Regions from separate parts of the Homo sapiens genome. Here region 1 is linked to region 2. A link is an interaction called in ENCODE POLR2A ChIA-PET data of the cell type or tissue named here. Cell type or tissue: Panc1. All regions are shown on one strand. Each heading gives the region's core, and the rest is flanking DNA. Links, peaks and the distances in the headings are about the cores only.

The links. Peaks named below come from ENCODE experiments on the same cell type or tissue, not always from the same donor. Only the 100,000 strongest peaks of a DNase experiment are listed, where the experiment ranks them.
Region 1: POLR2A ChIA-PET joins it to region 2 with 5 read pairs; 4 of 35 experiments call an interaction of 5 or more read pairs at or near these places.

What each region holds. Positions count from the first base shown.
Region 1 is chr1:27,644,533-27,648,922 of GRCh38, reverse strand. No RefSeq gene overlaps it. Among named protein-coding and RNA genes, the nearest start is that of FGR, 12 kb to the right of the region's middle. In Panc1, for the core only: no CTCF peak of the experiment used is centred there; no DNase peak of the experiment used is centred there.
Region 2 is chr1:27,578,980-27,583,369 of GRCh38, reverse strand. All of the region lies in intron 3 of AHDC1 (AT-hook DNA binding motif containing 1), which reads left to right. Among named protein-coding and RNA genes, the nearest start is that of AHDC1, 23 kb to the left of the region's middle. RefSeq lists an enhancer at 1,396-1,925. In Panc1, for the core only: no CTCF peak of the experiment used is centred there; no DNase peak of the experiment used is centred there; H3K27ac peaks cover 323 bases.

The DNA.
Region 1 (4,390 bases), core at 315-4,314, 66 kb before region 2:
TGCCTGCTGCTCGGCTGGGTGACCTTAGGGAAGGCACACCCTCTTTAGTTCTGCCAGGGAGAATGCAGGAGTTGAGATGGGGACTCAGGCCTAAAAATAAGGCAGGGCAGGACTAAAGACTTGGAGTTGAGCCAGCTAGCCTGCTTTCCAATCTTGCCTCTGCTGAATTCTCCCGGTATGACCTTGGGCAAGCCTCCTGCCACTCTGAAACTCAGTTTCCTCCTCTGAATAGTGGGGTTGGGGATGATCTCATCAGGTGGCAGGGTGGCCGTGAGGATGCAGAAGAGGGCAGATGGCAAAGTCAAAGGTGCTATGCCCTGTGTGGGAGCCAGCCCTGGCCCACCTGAGGATGAGGAGGAAGTTCTCCCTGTGCAGCTCCAGGTACTCCTTGCTGCTATGGCTCCTCCCATGCCAGTGGCAGGAGTGATCCAAGAGGCTGAGGGTCAGGTCCTTGCTGTGTTCCATGAAGTCTGGCCTGGGGTTCCCTGGCACGCAGTGGTGTACCTAGGCTGAAGAGTTTCAGTTTCATGCAGAACACATCTTGGGGTGGGGGCACAGGGGCACCCAGCATATTACATCTGCTCCCACCCTGAGCCAGAGGGGCTGAGTGCCTGGTGTGGGGCCTTGGCCTGCTCATTGAGTCACTATATTCTTGGACTTCTCTGGACCTCAGTTTCCCCATTTGTAGAATCGGGATAATGGGCCGGGAGCAGTGGCTCACGCCTGTAATCCCAGCACTTTGGGAGGCTGAGGCAGGCAGATCACTTGAGGTCAGGAGCTTGAGACCAGCCTGGCCAACATGGTGAAACCCCATATCTACTAAAAATACAAAAATTACCTGGGTGTGGTGGCCGGCACCTGTAATCCCAGCTGCTCGGGAGGCTGAGGCAGGAGAATCACTTGAATCCGGGAGGTGGAGGTTGCAGTGAGCCAAGATTGTGCCCGCCACTGTACTCCATCCTGGGAGACAGAGTGAGACTCTGTCTTAAAAATACGTGTGTGTGTGTGTGTGTGTGTGTGTGTGTGTGTGTGTGTGTGTGTAGACAATGAAATTGACCGTACGGGAGAGTCTTTCAAAATTAACCTGGTGCTAGAGACCACCTTTCTCTAGCTTGTGGTCCACTCCATCCTGCCCTCCTCCTTCTCCCGGCCCTGGTGATGTTAAGCAAGGGGGTCTCTCCTTCGGACTGGGGGTTCCCGAAAACACAGCTTTATATCTTTCCTCAAACAGGGGGCAGGGCTATGTCTCTTCCGTGAGAGCTCCAAAGGTAGTATTGTCTAACAGTGACGGTGTACTTACATGTCAGGCACTTCACATGTGTCAGCCCAATTCATCACATCACATGGGTTTTTACTAATATACCCATATTACAGATGAGGAGACTGAGACTTAAAGAGTTTATGCAGCTTGTTCAAGGTCATCCAGACAGTAGATGGAGGAGTCAGGATTTGTCCAGAGGCCCATTTCAGGGTTATGGAGAGGAGGCAATGTTAGTCAATTCAGACAGACCCTGGGCCACGCCCCAGCTGTTTCACTCATGCACTAGCTGCGTAACCTTGGGAAAGCCTCTGAAATTCTCTGGCCTCAGTTTCTCTATCCATATAACAGAGTGATTCTACCACAGGGAGAGAATGTGTGTAAATGTCTAGACAGGATATGGCACACAGTAAGTGCTCAATAAGTGGTGTTTCCTTCTCCCTTCCTTCTTTTGCTCCTCTGGTAGGAACTCCAGGCCTGAGCATATGCCAAGCCAAACTGGCCTCCTGTCTCAGAGGGACAATTTTGTGTTCCCTCCTCTCATACTGATAAGGCTTAGGGGACCACTGAGAGCCCCCACTCCCAGATTGCCTTGACTCCCAGGGAGCTTGAGTCACCTGGCCGGTGAGGGGACAGTCTCCAGGCTGATGGGGACACAGCCCAATTCGGGGGGAGGTCCTGGCCCCACACCTGACACTGACTGAGGAACCACAGCATTGTGCCACCTCATTGCGCAGCTGGGGCGTGGCTGGGGCGTGTGGATACAGGAGGCACAGAGTTGGTGCTCTGGAAGGGAGCGTGTCAGGGGTTCTAGCCTATGTCAAGTTAGCCCCTGGGGCCACTCACTCTAGGGAAGGTGGAATGTGTTGTGGTGTGAACAGCAGCTGGTGAAGTTGGCATAGTTCCGCTGGTGCTTGTCAAAGCGAGAGCCCAGTAAGTAGCTAAAGCAGTGCCTGGTGTAATGGATAGGAATTGTCCCCTGGGGGGTTGATGTCACCCAGAACTGGCACTAATCTCTTCCCTCCATCACCCACTGACACCCTTTCTAGTATCAAGCACTCCTGGCCCCCAAGGTCCTCAGATCTCACAAGTTACGGGAGGTCCAGGAGCCACTGAGACAAAGCCCAACAGAGCGCCCATACTCAGGAAATTAACAAGCCTCCCATCAAAGCAGGAGAGATGGAAGTAGACTGCAAAGACACCCCTGGAAGCAGAAGGTTCTGTGCCCAGGAATGCTCCCTACTTCATCTGGGAGTCCCACTCTTGGGAGAGAGCTCCGGGGGAGGGAAGGGAGACTTCCCTGCAGGCAGAGGGATGGCCAGGTTGACCTGGTCCTTACCTGGAAGCCCCAAAGCTCAAGCAGGATGCTCTGCATTGGGTGCCCTGGGACTGGCTGCTCCTTAGTGCCACTGACTTGGAAATAAACAGCAGACATCCCCAAGGCCATGATCCCTGGTGTCACATTTTGGCACATGCAGAAGGACTGCTGTGGCGGAGCTGGAGGGCTCAGTCCTGACCTGCCCTGGTGGACAGGAGAAAGCAGAAGACTAGACTCCCAGGGACCCCCAGGATCCTTGACCTGCAGACTCAGGGCTGAAGGGGGCTCCCTGGGCAGCCTCCAAGGGCATACACCTTTCTCACTCACCTCTGAAATATACCAGCCTACCCTGGAAGATTCCAGCGTCTCACTGAAATACTCTAGGTCCTCTCCCACTCCCCATAATATGCCTGAAATAACCCAGCCTTTGTGAAACTCTTTAGCCCCCACTGTGCAATACTCTGATCGTCGCGGAAGTTCTCCAGCCCCTATGGCAAACCTCCACTCCACTCTTAAAGTCCAGCCTCAACTTGAAATTTTTGCTCCAACTTTAAATATTCCAATCCCCTTGAAATATTCCAGCACCCATTCGAATACTCTGCACTCCACTTTAATACCCCAGCCCTCACTCCCACCCCCAGTGAAAATCGCCATTCCATCACCTCCAGCCCCTCTATAATGCTCTGTCCTGCCCTGAGGGAAGGATGGACTCCACGGCCTCCCCAGAGTGCACTACGGTGGTCCTCACTCTGGTCCCTGCTTGTTCTCATGTCCTCGTAGGCCTCAGATGGCTCCTGGACGTCAGTGTAGGGATGCGTCAGCACTCCTGGTGGGAGGGGGCTGTGTGATGACCCCACTGGCTTCCTCACTGCACTCCAGGCAGGTAGAGTCCACCCACTCTAGAAACCCTCCTCCCACCCCCAGAATAAGAGTCTCACTGACCGTAAATATGGCAGCAGTCACTGAAAGTTGGGGGCACCCAGGCCCTGGGGGATGGCACACTCCTGACCTGCCAGGTTGACTTGTTGTGAGCCCCCTGGGGTGGGTCAGCCCCAAGAGGTAGTCCCACAGGCTCAGCCGCCGTACTTGGCCCAGGTTCCCCATCGTGCTGCACTAAGATACCTGTCCTGTGGCTCCATGGGTCTGCTAGGCCAAGGCCAAGCTGCCTCCAGCCAAGGAGCACAGTGACCCAGCACAGGCTCTGGGTCATCAGGGAGCAGAGTGGGGCCCCTGGGACAGGCCAGTTGGCCTGCCTGCCCTGCTTTGTGTTTGGCAAAGCACCACCCCCTGGGATACTCCCTTATGTGAGAGTGAGCGTAGGCAGAGCCTAGCAATCTGTCTATAAAGTGGCTGCATGGATGAGGGACATTATTATGGGTTCTACAGCTGAAGGGAACTGGGTTCCAAGCCCAACTCTGCTGTGTTACCTTAGGTAAGTCACTTTCCCTCTCTGAGCTACAGTGGCTTCACCTTTGAAGCAGAGATAATAACTGTACCCTTGTCTTGCCCCTTACCAGTTTGCTTCAAGGCTCAAGTAAGATATTGGTTATAGGATTTATCTGTCATTTGACAAATATGTATTGAGCACCTACTATGTGCCAGGCCTACTCTAGATCTAGACATGTGGTATTTAGTATCTCTCTCTGCATAAAGCAGCTTGTGATGATGAAGAGACTAGAATCTGGGGTGGTGATGGGAGAGATTCCAAAACTCCTCATCAGACCTCCCTCCCTGGCTCCTGACAGCTTTTTGTATACCCGCTATGTACAAGATACTTTCGAAGCCATCATTTCCTTTACTCCTCATCCTGATAA
Region 2 (4,390 bases), core at 267-4,266:
GATGGGGGAGCCAGAGCATGCCAGGCAGGGTGCCGGGCACCAGCAAAGGCCCTGAGGTGAGAATGAACGCGGCTTAGGGCTCAGAAGTGGGAGGAAATTGCTGAGTGAGATCAGGATGAGGATTGGGAGGGCTGGTGGCCTCAAGGACATAGGGAGGGTGACAGATTCGAGAGGCTTAGCTAATGTAGAAATAGAAATAAACGGCCAGGCATGGTGGCTCACGCCTGTAATCCCAGCACTTTGGGAGGTTGAGGTGGGCGGATTACCTGAGGTCAGGAGTTCGAAACCAGCCTGGCCAACATGGTGAAACCCCATGTGGTGGCAGGCACCTGTAATCCCAGCTACTCGTCAGTCACTTGAACCCAGGAGGCGGAGGTTGCAGTGAGCCGAGAGTGCGCTATTGCACTGCAGCCTGGGTGACAGAGGAAGACTCCGTCTCAAAAAAAAGAGAAATAGAAATAAACCCCCATCTGGACAGAAACTACAGTATAGTGATCAAGAAGGCAGGCTCTGCAGTCCAATCCTAGCTAAGTTGTGTCCCACCATGTGAACAGGGCAAGTCAACTGAACATCGCATCTCCAAAACACAGGGTCATCAAAGTACCTGACCCCTCCGATGAGATGCTCTGTGAGGAGTGCTTAGCACAGTGCCTGCCATGCAGTAAGCACTTGACTCATGCATTCATTCCTTAACCATCAAGTGCACACTTGATGTCAGGCACTTTTCTAGGACACACAGCAGTGAACAAAACAGACACAAATCCCTGCCCTCAAGGAGCTTACATTTAGAGGGTAAAACAGACAGTTAATGTAAAAACAAGTGAAATAAATGGTCGTTAGATGGTGATATGTACCAAGGAGGAAAATGAATCAGAGAAGGGGCATTGGGCATGCCCACATTACAGGGTTACTGCAGTTTTAAATCAATGTACAGATGGAGGCTGTTGTTACTCTTATTTGTATAGCAGGTTTTAGTAGAAAAAGCACCTTCCAGTTTACAAGGCAGTTATTCCTTGTGAGAATCAAGTGAGATACAGGTATTGCCATCCCAATTTTATAGATAAGGACAGTGTGGCTTGAAGACAACAATCTGACTGAGTCAAGAGTCATGACTTTGAGGACAGTGCTATACCTGCTAACTCCCTGTGGGATTCGCTGTTCTGTTCCTGAAAGTCTAGAGGATAGATGAAAAGAGATGATGGGAATTGGAGGGGTGTGGGCAGTGCCGAGGTGGGTCAATGTCCAGGGATGGAGCTGCGCTGGAGAGCAGGGGCAGAGGCCTGTTTCCTGGAGCCAAGCCTGGCCAGCTTCTGCTGGTCTGGCGGAATCAGGGTGAGTTCAGAGGTTGGCTGGACCCAGAGGCAATCCCAAGGGCATAGCAGGGGAGGCCTGAGACACTGTGTGATTGAGCAAAGGGGCAGAATCTGTCCAGAACGGAGTGAGTGTGTGGGTGGTGTTGAGACTCAGGGGAGGGGAAGAGAGGAGAGGAAGAAGTCAGCCCCGCTGACCAGATGAGAGAGAACAGCCAGGAGGTTGGTGGGGCCAAAGCTGGCTCTGAAGGCCCCTGAATGTCAGGCTAAAGACCTTGGCCTTGATGTTGTCGTCAGCAGTAGGGAGCTGTTAAAGGTTTCAGGGCAGACACGCAGAGTCATGAGAATGGGATTTGAGGAAGATGTAGCTAGCTCGAGGTGGAAGAGATTCAGAGGAGGTGACTGGAGGTGGGGGAGCCCACCAGGAAGCTGTCATGGCCAAGTAGGTGAGACATGATGAGGTCAGATCAGAGAGACCACTTGGACTGGAGGAAGGAGTAGGGCCTGGGAGAGGATACCCCTGGGTTCTGGCCTTGGATCTGCCCAGATTTTCTGAGGGTCCCTTCTTTATTACACACCTCTATTTTCCCATTTGGATTGAACTAAAGGCGTGCCTGCCTTTTTTTTTTTTTCTCTTGGTTACCATTTTGGCTAAGGACCCATTTTGAGAAGATGATGAGACCTAGGGGCTTTCTCTCCAGAAAAATTTTTTTTAAAAATATATTTTTTTAAAGTTTTGAGCCTGGGCAACATAAAAAATTAAGTAGCCAGGTGTGATGGCACATGCCTATGGTCCCAGCTACTTGGGAGGCTGAGGTGGGAGGATTGCTTGGGCCCAGGAGGTTGAAGCTGCAGTGAGCTATGATCACGCCACTACACTCCACCCTGGGATACAGAGCGAGACCCTGTCTCAAAAACAAAAACAGGCGGGACGTGGTGGCTTACACCTGTAATCCCAGCATTTTGGGAGGCTGAGGTGGACAGATCACCTGAGGTCAGGAGCTCGAGATCAGCCTGGCCAACATGGTGAAACCTCGTCTCTACTAAAAATACAAAAATTAGCTGGGCATGGTGGCATGCACCTGTAATCCTAGCTACTCGGGAGTCTGAGGCAGGAGAATCGCTTGAACCCGGGAGGCGGAGGTTGCAATGAGCTGAGATGGCACCACTGCACTCCAGCCTGGCGACAGAGCGAGACTCCATCTCAAAAAAAAAACCCAAGTTTTTGGTTGGTTAAAATGTTGTGAGGTTTATAAACCTGTGAAGTCCATCTATGGAACTAAGCTAGATGATCAATAGTAATAAAAATAGCAGCTAGCATTAAATGCTTATTATGTGCCAGGCACTGGGCAGAGCAATATACCTCATGATCTTGTTAAAGCTATACAACAACCTGTGAAATAGTTACCATTTTACAGACGAGAAAACTGAGGAGGCCTAGAGAGATGAAGTGGCTTGCCCAGTCAGGGTTGGAAGTTAAGCCTGGGCTTGTCAGATCCAGACCCTGAGATCTTAACCACAAAGGTTAGCCAAGGATTCTAGGATTCAGGAAGAAGAAATGGCAGGGAAGGGGACAGGTATGGGAGGGTTTTCAAAGAAAGCCGTGGAGATAGCAGAGCAGGAGAAAAGGGAAGAGGGGTAGTGGTGCCAGCTCAGCTCTGAGGAGAGACGACGCATCAGGTAGTTGGAGGTAAGGGGCTGGAGATGCGGATTTCATTTAGAGCCCCCTGGCCTGGCTTCCAGAGGGCTTGGTATCTGTCCCACATGACCCCCAGCTAAGTGACCTGCTCTGGAGCCTGCTGGGAAGGGGTGGAGGTGGGGCCACTCTATCTCTTGGCCTCATTATATTTTGCCCCCTTGTTCTGGAAGGGCTTACCCCTAACTCTTTGACTCAGCCTCCAGTGCTGTCTCTGGAATCTACCCTCCCTCCCACATCCCAAGGCCATCAAGAAGGGCCCATGGGCCTTGATCTCTCTAGGGGAGTTAAGAAGTAGAGACACCCTTTCCATCCCAGAGAGGAGTCCTGGGGCCCATCTGCCGAGATCAGAGTAGGATTTGGAACCCAAGCACCAGGGAACCAATGTTAGGCTCTGGTTTTAGATCCTGGCGGGCAGCACTGTCTAGAACCACAGCAGGAGGTGATCTAGATTAGACTAGGCCATGGTCTTGGGCTGGAATCTAAATTTATAGTGGGTTGGATTTGTTGCTCATCTAAAATGGTCATTCTGGAAAGTAAAAATTTTAGACTTTGTAAGCATTCAGTCTCTGTCATGAGTAGTACTTAACTCTGCCATTGCACCTTGAAAGCAGTCATAGACAGTGCATAAGCGAATGAGCATGGCTGTGTTCCAATCAAACTTGAATTATAAAAACAGACAACAGGCCATGGACCATAGTTTGCCAACCTCTGATCTAGAACCTTATTCCTCCTGAGGGGTGTGTAGATTTTAAACCTAATTAGACAGTGATCTAAGCAAACAATGTTGACATGTCAGGCTGGAACCTAGATCCATGGCAAGTTAACATGAAAGGTGATCTATAGTCACACTCTTGCTGGGATCTAGATATTGGGGATTGATGAACAAGAAATGCACTAAATAGTGTGTATAAAGCAGACTAAGCCATCATCTCTGGCTGAACCTAGATTCACGGAAAACTGGGGTGGGGTGGTGTGGGGTGGTGAGATTTAGACTAACACATAAGGCTGTGGTCTAGATATGAGAAAGTGAGTGAGCTAAAGTCACACAGATACGGATCCAGAGAAGGCAAAGCTTTAGTCCAAAGCCAGAACCCACAAGACCTAGAACACCAGCCTGGGCAACGTAGTGAGGCCCTGTCTCTACAAAAACGTTAAAAAGTTAGTTGGGCATGGTAGCATGTAGTCCCAGCTATGCAAGAGGCTGAGGTGGGAAGATTGAGCCCAGAAGATTGAGGCTGCAGTGAGCTGTGATTATACCGCTGCACTCTAGCCTGAGTGACAAAGCCAGACACTGTCTTAAAAAAAAAAAAAAAAAAGATTTAGAACAGGACTATCCAGTAGACACATAATAGAAGCCATATATGTGTCCGGGTGTGGTGGC